2 separate regions of the Homo sapiens genome follow, and region 1 is linked to region 2. Evidence: chromatin contacts called from ENCODE Hi-C or POLR2A ChIA-PET data. All regions are on one chromosome and are shown on one strand. Each heading gives the region's core, a stretch centred on a gene start or an enhancer-like site at or near the end of the contact. The rest is flanking DNA. Distances are from core to core; before and after follow the strand shown.

Region 1 (6,002 bases), core at 3,446-5,945, 77 kb before region 2:
TGCTGTCCACCCATCACTCATCACAAATTAACCTTTCTTACACATCTCTTCCATCACATCATCTCACTGCTTAGAATCCACCAAAGCTGTTTTCCTACCATAAAGATTCTAAATCCCTCAGCATGGCAGTCAAGGCCCTCTGAGCTGGCCCCATCTTCTTACCCAGCTGAACTTCCCATTCCACCCCGACTGGAGCCTTCACCCAGCCAAATCTGTTCCCACCTCTGTGCTGCAGATCACGTTGTTCCCTCTGCTTGGAACGCAATCCCTTTCCCTTCCACATTGTTTAAGACCCAGCTCAAGCCCCATCTCCTCCAAAAAAAGTCCTTAGAGAAACCATCCAAAATGATATAACTCTTCAGTATTTGCCAAAAACTATATAACTCTTCAGTATCTGCCGAAAGTATTCATTGCAGGCTGTTAATAGAAGTTACATGAAAAGAAATGTGACTTAAATAAATTTCAGCAGGTTTTTATAACACTGGAAGGCTTTTCAAATTATTTAATGCACTATTACACACTGCAACCTTCCCAAAACAGAATACAGCATTTCCCACTTATGATCGTCTAAGGAATATTTTGTAGGATAAGTGTTCCAAAAAGTCTTATATACTTCTCATTCTGAACAATGCTGGGCAAAATATACATGTTCCATAATACCTTCTAAGTAACAAGGCAGAGACTTTTTGTTTATTTAAGTTTTCACTGTACACTTCATAGTGTAATGAAATAAGCAAGGATAAAATCAATAGTAGATGCTGATATTGTCTTGATTTTTTTTTAGCCCAAGGAAAAAAAAAATAGAAACTTTTAGCACTCATTGTGATAGAACAGGCATGAAACCCTATGGCATATGCTACAAGGAAACACCACATGTAGTGAGCCAAGGCCACATAGAGAAAAAGGATCACACTTAAATTCAGTAAATCTGGACCGGGTGTGGTGGCTCATGCCTGTAATCCCAGCACTTTGGGAGGCCGAGACAGGCAGATCACTTGAGGTCAAGAGTTCAAGACCAGCCTGGCCAACATGGCAAAACTCCATCTCTACTAAAAATACAAAAATTAGCTGGGCCTGGTGGCATGAGCCCGTAGTCCCAGCTTCTCTGGAGGCTGGGGCAGGAGAATCACTTGAACCTGGGAGATGGAGGTTGCAGTGAGCCAAGATCATGCCATCGCACTCCAGCCTGGGTGACAGAGCAAGACTCTATCTCAAAATAAATAAATCAATTAATTAAGTCAGTAAATCAAAAAATGTTTTCTAGTATCAATACTAATTTAAATAATATAAAGAATAAAAAGAAGTGTAAATCACAATCCTGGTTCTTGAAGGGTTTATATCTAGATGGAGGCACATGTCACAGTCATGTAAAAAACTACTGGGCACTGCCATACAATGTGTGGGTCAAATGCCAAGATGACCTCAACATCCAGGAAAGGGAAAGGTCTCTACAAACCAAAATGGAGAAAGCTAACTGAGAGGGAGCATCTTCAGCTGACTAATGGGGAATGGATGGAGCAAACAGACAGGAGATAAGATAGTAAGCAACAGGGTCAAAAGACCTCAAAAACGGAAATGCCAATATCTGACCTATTTCTTAAGAATCACGGAATAACAGCTTCAAAGTCTAACCTTCCCAAACAAGCTCAGAGAGATGAAGTGGTTTGTTTAAAGATGTATGAGTTGGGCAAGAACATAGGACTGGAACTTCTTTCAGGTCAATGTTCTTTCCACTAAACCACAAAGGGATCATTAAGTCATAAGAGCTAGACTCTAATGAAGAGTCACCTGTCCCTTCCTGTTTCTACTGCCCCCTCCTACTGTTTCCACTAGGCAGAGATAGCAGAGTGGTTAAGGGCACATGCTTGGGAGACTTGGGTTCTATCATTTACTTGCTGTACAACAATAGGCAAGTCATTTAACCTCCCCAAGCCTCCATCTCTACACCTGTAAAATGGGGATAACCACAGTACCTATCTCCACCAGGCTGTGATGATTAAATGAGTAATGACATAAAGTGCTTAGCACAGTGACTGGCATATAGAAAGACCTTATTAAATGATAGATATTATTACTTCCACCTGTTTGCTTCTTCCTAAAATGCTCTCAGTGTCAAATCTATCAAATCCACCAAAGGGACACCATAGAATAGGCATAAGAAGCAAAACATAATAGAAACACTGCCAACTGAAGAACACTATATGGCTAGGAAGAGTCACTGGCACTTCAGAAGGAAGCAAACAAGAACAAAGGCACAGAGTCAGAAGCGAGCCTCCTGGAATGTTCAGATGACAGATCAGGATGGGAGGGCAGTTTAATACCTAAGTGAAGAGGACGGAATGACAGACTAAGGAATTTCAGTTTTATCCCATACACAAAAAAAAGTCACCCTGTGGAATTTCCAAACTGGGAAGGCCCATGATGGATGCATACAGGAGCACTGGACAGCAGCAAGAATGAGGGGAAGAGGACCAACAGAGGAAGTGGTGAAACTGGGCAACCAGGCCCTGCTAATGTGTCAGCTGAGGGACTGGGAAGGAAGACACGCCTCCAGGGATGCCATCAGGTAATAATGAACAGGTCCATGAAGGGGAATAAATGGTCCTTTCCTTGTTATGAAAACTAAATCAGCTCTGGTACTGGTTTCTGGAAGATCTCCTAAAGGTTGCAAAAAAGTGAGGAAAGTTGGATGATAAAGTTAATTATCATTAAGGCCCAGGCAAAATTCCTCCATTTTTAAATTCATATTTTCATAGGAAAATCTATCCAGGAGTCTTAGGTATGCTCTGTATGTATTAAATTTTGCTCATCCACAGAGTGACTGAGCTTAAAAACACCATGGCTAAAACTATCACATAAACTTTCCAAGGCAAGGGCCTATTTCTTTTGTTTGTTTATTTTAGTCTACAGCTAACAAGATCCATAATACCCTCAACAGTCAGCGTTTGATGCGATCATAAGGAACTGACAGGAATTTTCTTGTCTTTCCCTTTCCCTAGAAGGATTTGTGAGAAGACAAAATAAAAAGCCTCTCAAATTTTTTAACTTATTTCATGATTAATAGAAATAGCTAGAACCTGGATCCCTCCCATCTCATCCTACTTCATACACCAAATGCAGTACTTTTTAACAAATATTGACAACAGCAGCTTCAATTTTTCAAAGCCTCGTCCTCCCACCAGCCCAGTCTGCTGCAAACACACATTACCATCTTCTCACACTTTCTAGCAGCTCTGCTAATAACACTATCAAAGGCAGAGAGCTGTTTCATTTACATGCTGTCTAGCCAAAGACATGGGCAGATGCCTCAGGGGTCTTATTAAGATGCTCACTTCATAGTTTCCTGCCATGATGAGTTTAGCAAACTTCCTTGATCCTGCAACATTACAGCGCTCTCCAATGTTAACAAAGTTGGTGTACGGTCCAATCCTGAAGGGCTCTAGACCTTAAAAGGAGAAGCATTTTGAAAAATTTCTGCAAATGCATATGGATGACATGAGACAGACAGACACAAATGTATTCAATAAGAAAGAGAAGTTCCTGCACCATAGCCCATCTGAGCAGATAGGAGATCCAATGTGGAAACAGGGCCATAGTCGTCTCTAGGGAGATTCAAATGCAGTAAAGGCTATTTGTTACAACTACATTTACAACCATAACTCTCAAAAGAAGAAATATTTCAGAGTTTTATGTTGCAAATAACCTAAAGGACCAAATCATACCATCTCTGAGAAAAAAGGAAAAATAATCATCAACCCCTATTTAACCAAGAGGCTGAGGCAAAAACCATGGACAAAGTTAGAATTGAAAGAGGGGTGCTCCACAGCTGTCTGCTCAGATGTTAGCTTAAAGCTATATGGAGTAAGCTTTTTTAATCCCACCAATGGTGTGTTTACAACATTACTTCATTTCTTTGATTCAGAGGCCTAGAACCCATAATCAACAAGGCTGAATCAGGGATCCAGGTTGAGACCTGAGAGACAGGAGTCACTGTGGCAGGTCTATCACTAATGAGCTGACTCTAGGTAAGCCAGGTGGACTTCTGGTGCCTGTTTCCTTATCCACCAACATAATAACATCTCCCCTGCCACTGGCCAATTTAGGGGCAAATATCAGATAATACATGTGGATATATCACACTGAAGTAAAAACATACAGTGTAAAGTATCACTACAGAAAAGGCTCTGAACTGTTTTTGTTCTATTCATTACATTTAAAGTATTAGGAGAGGCAGTCTCATTAGATGGTTATAGGCAGGTTCTGGGTACAGACGGCCTTGGGTTCAAATCACTTACCTGAATGAACAACCTTGGGGCAACTTCCCATATGCCTCTGAGTTTACAAAGACAGTAAAGTGTCTGCTTTATACTGTTATTGTAAAAATGAAACTGAATAACATTGACAGGCACAGAATTAGCACCCATAATCACTGCTTTCATTGTTAATAAAAGAAAATGGCTTTTGAGACCTTTGCCAAAGCATGAGCTGAGGAAGAAACAGATATGAGGCAGAGAAAAATAATGACTATAAACTGGGTCATGACAAAAGCATTCCAGGCCCCTTGGTGCACTGATAGAGATTATCGCTTTCCATGCACGGTACTGGCTTATGATTTCTCTTCCATCTGGCAATGATCCTCATGGCCCCAGCCTTCCAAGCTAGTCGCAGGGTACGCCCGATCCTAGTCTGACCCTGAGGTTCCCAGGACAGGCAAGCAGGGAGCCAACATTTCAATGCTGACATTTCTGTGTGACTCCTCCGCCAAAAGCATCTCACACAAAGTACTTATGATCTATTATGAATGTGAAGTACTTGATACAAAGATCACACTTCTCTCAAGTTTGTGATTTATAAAAGAACAATTTTAAACAGCACATTTGATGTCACTCTTTTAAAATCTGATGGAAGGTGATTGTTTAAAGCAATTTAGCAATAGCGTACGACATTCAAATTGAAGAAAAAATTCTTTTATTCTTACATATAAATTATTTTTTTTAATCTTATGTAAATGGCTCTCTTGTTTCAATTTTGGCAAAGGCTGAATGTTTTCCACTCTTAGTGCTTGGCTGAAGTAATGCACTAAGTTTCAGGGATGAAATAAATAAATTTTCCTGCCACACCTCTCTCTGATAAAAGCCACTATTTCCAGAGAGGGAGTATCATAAACCATGAATCCCACTTTTCCTAATCTCATCCTCTACCTTCTGGAGTATTAAAAAAAAAAATAAAGGGCTAGCCTGAATATAGTTCGTATGTGTTAACCCAACTTCACACTCACTGATTGGGATTAATTCTGTGCTATGTTCTGAGTGAGAAAAGTGGACACTACTTTTGCTGTCATTCGTAATTTATTTTACTTTTCATAGGACAATATACAAAACAAAAATATTTCAATTCAGAGAGATGTTAAATTCTAAGCTATTAGGGAACATAATTCCTCATATGTGTTATTTGCAGGTTCTCTAAAAATCATACTTTTTCTGCTTAAAGTTACCATTTAATACATCATGAACATACTGAAGCAAAAATATGAAATTTAAAGTTATTTTTCTAACAATTGGCCTGATGACCTAGTTTACTAACGGTCCTTGTTTCAACACAAAATTCATGCTGAAAAAGGGAGGCTACCCACCTCAAAGGATTGTTGAGAACCAAAGAGAAAATACATACCACAAGTCTTTGTAAAGTCCTAAACATGTGGCAAATGTAAGATTACAACAAGAATATTTTAGAAACAATTTTCTAGGAAGATGCTGCTGCCATCACCAAACATTACACCTTGGCAGTTTGGAATTTTCAGTAACTAGTATCAACCTGAAAATTAAAATTGTTAGGCTGTGGCCAAGAGTATGTTTTCAAAACAGTGGACAATAAAGATAGGACCATCGAGCTCCCACCAAGGACTCTACCTGGGCAAATCACCTGGGCCTTCCTTCACTTTTACCCTAAAGTTGACGTCATCTTGCCCCAGCCCTGGAAAAACAAAGGGTTCTTCACTAGAA
Region 2 (6,351 bases), core at 2,701-5,200:
ATTTAAGTCTTTACGAAATGACCTAAAGCCAACAATCACATTTTGTGAAGAATACACTTTGACTTAGAACAAATCAGCTTTGATGTCAACTACAAATGCATTCTATTAAGTGATCTGTATGAAACAGCACACAAACCTGGACTTTGTGTCACCTTGAGCAACATCAAAGCTTAGGACACTTAGTTTTGGTGGCTATTTTCTTTTGTCATTAACTATCCTGTTTCCCTGTAAATGTTGTGGAGCCTTAAGACTTAAAACGAGAGCATGCATATTATTTCAGATACATTGTTTAATGTCCCCAGTATTGCCCTTCAAATAAGTAGAGAGTGGTACCCTGTCAAAGTGGTTGAAGGAGGCTCTGAACTCATTCATCTGCTCCTGGGTGATGCCCTTCGCATCTCTCGTCAGGATCTGAGTCTCCACCTCATTGATGGTTCTGGCGATGGTTGTCAGCAGCAGCTCCCATCCAACACGAATGTGCTATTGAGGGAAAAGGGGAAAGATCAGTTCTAAGTCTCTCCAGCATGTCAACTCTGCCTCTTTACTTTCATAACAGTACAGCCGACTCAAAGGGCTTACTAAGCAGGGCTCATGATAGCCTTCCCCACACTTGAAAAAAAATTCTACTTTGTCATCTGTTGCAAGATTCTGTAGTGAGAAGTACTCACAAGCACCCACCAGGGTTCTAACAGTGGCAGCGGGCACTCTGCAGTATATACTCTATAACCAGGGTTCTAACGGTGGCAGCGGGCACTCTGCAGTATATACTCTATTACCAGGGTTCTAACAGTGGCAGCGGGCACTCTGTAGTATATACTCTATAACCAGGGTTCTAACGGTGGCAGCGGGCCCTCTGCAGTATATACTCTATTACCAGGGTTCTAACAGTGGCAGCAGGCACTCTGCAGTATATACTCTATTACCAGGGTTCTAACAGTGGCAGCGGGCACTCTGTAGTATATACTCTATAACCAGGGTTCTAACAGTGGCAGCGGGCCCTCTGCAGTATATACTCTATTACCAGGGTTCTAACAGTGGCAGCGGGCACTCTGCAGTATATACTCTATTACCAGGGTTCTAACGGTGGCAGCGGGCACTCTGCAGTATATACTCTATAACCAGGGTTCTAACGGTGGCAGCGGGCACTCTGCAGTATATACTCTATAACCAGGGTTCTAACAGTGGCAGCGGGCCCTCTGCAGTATATACTCTATTACCAGGGTTCTAACAGTGGCAGCGGGCCCTCTGCAGTATATACTCTATTACCAGGGTTCTAACGGTGGCAGCGGGCACTCTGCAGTATATACTCTATAACCAGGGTTCTAACGGTGGCAGCGGGCACTCTGCAGTATATACTCTATTACCAGGGTTCTAACGGTGGCAGCGGGCACTCTGCAGTATATACTCTATTACCAGGGTTCTAACGGTGGCAGCGGGCACTCTGCAGTATATACTCTATTACCAGGGTTCTAACGGTGGCAGCGGGCACTCTGCAGTATATACTCTATTACCAGGGTTCTAATGGTGGCAGCGGGCACTCTGCAGTACATACTCTATAACCAGGGTTCTAACGGTGGCAGCGGGCACTCTGCAGTATATACTCTATAACCAGGGTTCTAACAGTGGCAGCGGGCACTCTGCAGTATATACTCTATTACCAGGGTTCTAACAGTGGCAGCGGGCACTCTGCAGTATATACTCTATTACCAGGGTTCTAACAGTGGCAGCGGGCACTCTGCAGTATATACTCTATTACCAGGGTTCTAACAGTGGCAGCGGGCACTCTGCAGTATATACTCTATAACCACGGTTCTAACAGTGGCAGCGGGCACTCTGCAGTATATACTCTATTACCAGGGTTCTAACAGTGGCAGCGGGCACTCTGCAGTATATACTCTATTACCAGGGTTCTAACGGTGGCAGCGGGCCCTCTGCAGTATATACTCTATTACCAGGGTTCTAACAGTGGCAGCGGGCCCTCTGCAGTATATACTCTATTACCAGGGTTCTAACGGTGGCAGCGGGCCCTCTGCAGTATATACTCTATTACCAGGGTTCTAACAGTGGCAGCGGGCACTCTGCAGTATATACTCTATAACCACGGTTCTAACAGTGGCAGCGGGCACTCTGCAGTATATACTCTATTACCAGGGTTCTAACAGTGGCAGCGGGCACTCTGCAGTATATACTCTATTACCAGGGTTCTAACAGTGGCAGCGGGCACTCTGCAGTATATACTCTATAACCAGGGTTCTAACAGTGGCAGCGGGCCCTCTGCAGTATATACTCTATTACCAGGGTTCTAACGGTGGCAGTGGGCACTCTGCAGTATATTATCAGGATTCTAACAGTGGCAGCGGGCACTCTGCAGTATATACTCTTGTTTGTCACTAAAAATATTTTCCCATTTACCAAGTAGCAGGATGAGCCCTGAGTTATACCTGCTGGCTCCCAGGGAGATCAATTTGGGCCTAACTGGCAGAAATGCAACAGTCCAGTTTCTGGCACTCACCTTGAAGAAGTGTAGTGAATTTATGGTGGTGATAATAATAATGATAATGTCACTGTTGGTAATACCATATAGTCCTCGATATAGCTCACGAAGCATTTCCACAAATAGTGACTGGAAAGGCTTAAAGATCCCTAACTTTCATACTTGTAGGTCTTAACAGGAACAAAGAAAGACAAGTGCATGAAGAAAGCACCCTGAGGAGGTGGCATGGTCCCCGTGAGAAGTGAGCGGCACACGCCTGTCTGGCTGCCGTACCTCCATCGTGTAGTTCGTGTGCTTGTTGTCAAAGACAAGGGCCTCCTGGATGAGCTGATGGTCTCCCTCCAGCTTGTCGATGTTGTTCTTATAGTTGATGATGTTGTGCTCATACTGCTTCAGCTGGTTCATCTGGTCTTCCAGGGCTCCTGTGATCTGGATGGAGCTCCGGGCAATCTCCTGAGGGGGGCGAGTGAGCAAGCAGAGAGAGAAGCAGAGTGAAGTGCCCTCTAAGGGAGCTCGGCACGAGGCGCCGTTCCAGACCCTGCATGGGATGCTAGGCCAGCGTCAGGCAGCGGCCAGTGTCACTCGGTTCACTTTTCTCAGAGGAAGTGGGGACTGGGTAGCATCGCAGAACAAAACAAGGTCTAGTTCTAGTCTGTCTAGAAAATGAGGAAAAAGTCAACCAAGATCCAAAACAGAGAGGCAAGAGGGGTCAGAGATAAGTCCTTCAGCTTCTTGCTGTGGGAAGGAAACGCCCTCGGGCAGAGCTACCCTGCTCTGGAGGAGGCTGGGGGTGGGCTGCCTGGGTGGAGCTGCCAGACAGATTGAAGACCCACGGGATGCTTCCTCCATCAGAATTTCTTATATTTTTACATGGTCTCCGCTTTAAGAAAAAAGTCAATATTTCAACACCAAAAGGGTGGTGGGACAAGAAATAAGTGGGTCAATAAATGTCTCCTGGCTGTTCTTGGTGATCAAAGGACAACAGGGTTACTTAAAGACCACTGTCCCTGAAATGTTCTGAAAATGCAAAGTATTTGTGGGCCTTCACGTGTCCTCCTTGTAGGGATAGATGGTTTGAAATCCAGGCCCTGCAGAGGCCAAAAACGGAGAAAGCCCTGTCACCATTTTTAGTGAGAAAATAAACAGAACCCAGCAAGACCCCCCTCCCCTTCCTTGAGTGCCGCCTTCCTGCATTCCATATTGTGCTCTGGTTTGCACACTGTCCCCAACAGCCAGGGGCTGAAAGATAAAGCCGGGGTGATAACAGAACGGTGCTCCCACCTGACTGAGTGGGTGGCTGGAAACCACAGCATGTGCGGTGTCACTGCTGCGTGGCTAAAGGGACTTATCGCAAGGCTTGTGAACAGCGCCTGGGAGGGCGCTGGCTTACCTCCATCTTGTTCTGGATCCAGGGCCCAATGGCATTGGCTTGGGCAGCAAACTGGCGCCTCAGACGCTCGTTAGCATGCTGGCGAGCCAGCTCCTCCTGCAGGGATTGATCGCGGATGGGCACGAGTTGCTTCACCTGTCAGGGCCCAAGGACAACAAGGGTTAGAGGCCAGCTGTGGTCTCATAGGAACAACCACAGAATGCGGGAATAGTCCAAGGGGTGGGGGTGGGAGTGGAGAAGGAGAAACGAAGGGAGGAGGGTGTAGGGGGAAGGAAGAGGGAGGATAGGGAGGAGGAGTCCCTAGTCTAGGGACTACAGGATGAGCTTGATTTAGCTTTGACTGCCATCTAGTGCCACCAAGTGCCTGCTGAAAGACAGGATGAGCTGGAGGGTATTTAAGAGCCTGCATTAGGAGCAGCGACCATTCTCCTCCAGCCAGAGGCTCTAGGCCTGCTGCACAACTAAGTCAGGGCCAGGTCCAGAGTACAGAGGATTTGTGAACTTGGATGCAGGGAACACTGGCGTGTTTATTTTCACCATCTCGGATTAAAATGTAGCACTCCCTTTGTTTATGAATGACGTGGACAGCAAATCTGCAGCAGTATTTAGTAGTCCCTGTGACCTTATCACAGCATAAATCATAGACATTCCATACTAACGTTACGGTTATGCCTGCCTCTTGCAACAAATATCACGTACACTCAGCCCTACTCCAAAATTATTGGACCTGCTGTTAGTTCTTGGTTTTAAACGTGTTAGTAAAGAAGCATATACATGACAATAACTTTAAAGATATTTGAATAACTACATTTCAATATAATTTGTTTCCTTGGTAATATTAAATATTTTTATAAGTTTACAAACATTATTATCAGAAGGAATCCACAGGCTTCCCCAGACTGCCAGACGGGTTCATGACACCAAAATGTGAAGAGCCCATGCTGGGTTCATGAGTTCGATTCTTATACCTTGTTGGCCCACAGAAGAGTATACACCTGTCTACCTGCTTTCTGTTCCATTTGTGAGTTACATTTTAATGCTATGCCTCCATTCTCTTTCAATCAATGGAAGAGAAAAAACTACTTCAAAAATCTTTCTTTGTGTCATCTGCAAAACTGCTACTAAAAGCATTATTATTGTCTTTTTGTTTTCTTTAACAAAAATCCATTTGCTTTATAACTTACTGATGGGAGAAAAGTTTGTCTCACTTTAAAAAATGATATATTTCTGCCCAGGCGTGACGGCTCACACCTGTAATCCCAGCACTTTGGGAGGCTGAGGTGGGTGGATCACCTGACGTCAGGAGTTTGAGACCAGCCTGGCCAACATAGTGAAACCTCATCTCTATCAAAAATATAAAAAATTAGCCAGGCGTGGTGGCGGGCACCTGTAATCCCAGCTATTAGGGAGGCTGAGACAGGAAAATCACTTGAACCCACGAGGAAGAGGTTGCAATGAGCCGAGATTTTGCCTCTGCACTCTAGCCTGGGCAACAGAGTGAGACTCTGTCTCAAAAAAATAAACATAATAAAAACGAAAAATAAAAAATGATATATTTCCTCCCCCCGCCCCCACCCCCGCAAGAAAACTACTTAAATCAGTTTGTTTCCTGTCTCTCTTTGGGTGTTCGTTAGGAAGACCAGAGCTAAATTTAAAGCTCAGATGCACTAATTAACTACTGTTTCTCGGATAAATACTTTCCTTTTCCTCATACCTGTTTTTGTCTTTTGCGCTGTTTATAACTAACTTGCAGCACGTGTGTTTTTATAGTAAAAGCCACTTCAGACCCACGTGGTGGACTTATTCCTCAAAGACTATGATTGGCATACTGAGATGACTAATTGTGCTATAATTTCAACCATGAAAAGAAATGTCCCAATCTTAAAAATCAGACAAAAGGGCTCAAATTATCCCATTTGGACCATAATTACATTTGTCGATAGTTGCCCCAAATTTAAAAGGCTGCAAGTTAGTAAGAATACTTTCATTCCCAAGATGTCGTTTTCTAAGCAATTTTTCTGCATTTAAAATTCATACACATCTGGGACATGTCTATATCATATTCTAAAAATTCTTTTAAAAAGTACTGTAAGTACTTGTAACCAAGTTTTTAACCAAATTTCCAGTTGGGGCTTTAAAAACCATTTCCTTTATGGTATTAGGATCATAACCTACAGTGGTTGTGTCAACATTTATAAGATTTTCCTTAAGTAAAATAATCTCTGCTTTCTTTCCCCACAAACTGCAGACGCTGCTGAAGGGTCCTTAAGAGTTTGTCACGTTTTGCCTGTGAAATTTGGGATAAAGGAAAATCCTGATCATGATGCAAAATGAGGCCGTCACCCTAAGTCCCCGAGGCGTTAACTTCCTCCTTCGACGTCAGCTTCAAGAATGCCCCCTGGTCCCACACCAGGCCCTCAGCCACCCACCTTGTCCCACTTGGTCCGGAGCTCATCCATGGTGACAG

The links. Hi-C counts contacts between places; a loop is a spot of excess contacts on that map. ChIA-PET counts read pairs that join two places held with the same protein, here RNA polymerase II (POLR2A). Pooled maps may share reads with other maps.
Region 1: a map of psoas muscle shows a loop between it and region 2 (1.9-fold over the local background). The contact joins two enhancer-like sites. A Hi-C loop is called at or near these places in 1 of 168 maps with a recorded cell type or tissue (psoas muscle) and 1 of 50 pooled maps. POLR2A ChIA-PET finds 5 or more read pairs at or near these places in 3 of 52 experiments (B cell, K562 and naive thymus-derived CD4-positive, alpha-beta T cell).

What each region holds. Positions count from the first base shown.
Region 1 is chr1:236,829,409-236,835,410 of GRCh38, reverse strand. MTR (5-methyltetrahydrofolate-homocysteine methyltransferase) reads right to left here. Exons shown (of 33, transcript NM_000254.3): 13 at 3,333-3,445. Among named protein-coding and RNA genes, the nearest start is that of MTR, 37 kb to the right of the region's middle. RefSeq lists a silencer at 1,528-1,822. Within about 2 kb of position 4,695, at least 5 of the 41 ENCODE cell types and tissues checked have a DNase peak (open chromatin) inside an H3K27ac peak, as active enhancers do.
Region 2 is chr1:236,751,615-236,757,965 of GRCh38, reverse strand. It overlaps ACTN2 (actinin alpha 2), which reads right to left. Exons shown (of 21, transcript NM_001103.4): 15 at 6,314-6,351; 16 at 3,885-4,019; 17 at 2,768-2,947; 18 at 334-480. Among named protein-coding and RNA genes, the nearest start is that of MTR, 41 kb to the left of the region's middle. Within about 2 kb of position 3,950, at least 3 of the 41 ENCODE cell types and tissues checked have a DNase peak (open chromatin) inside an H3K27ac peak, as active enhancers do.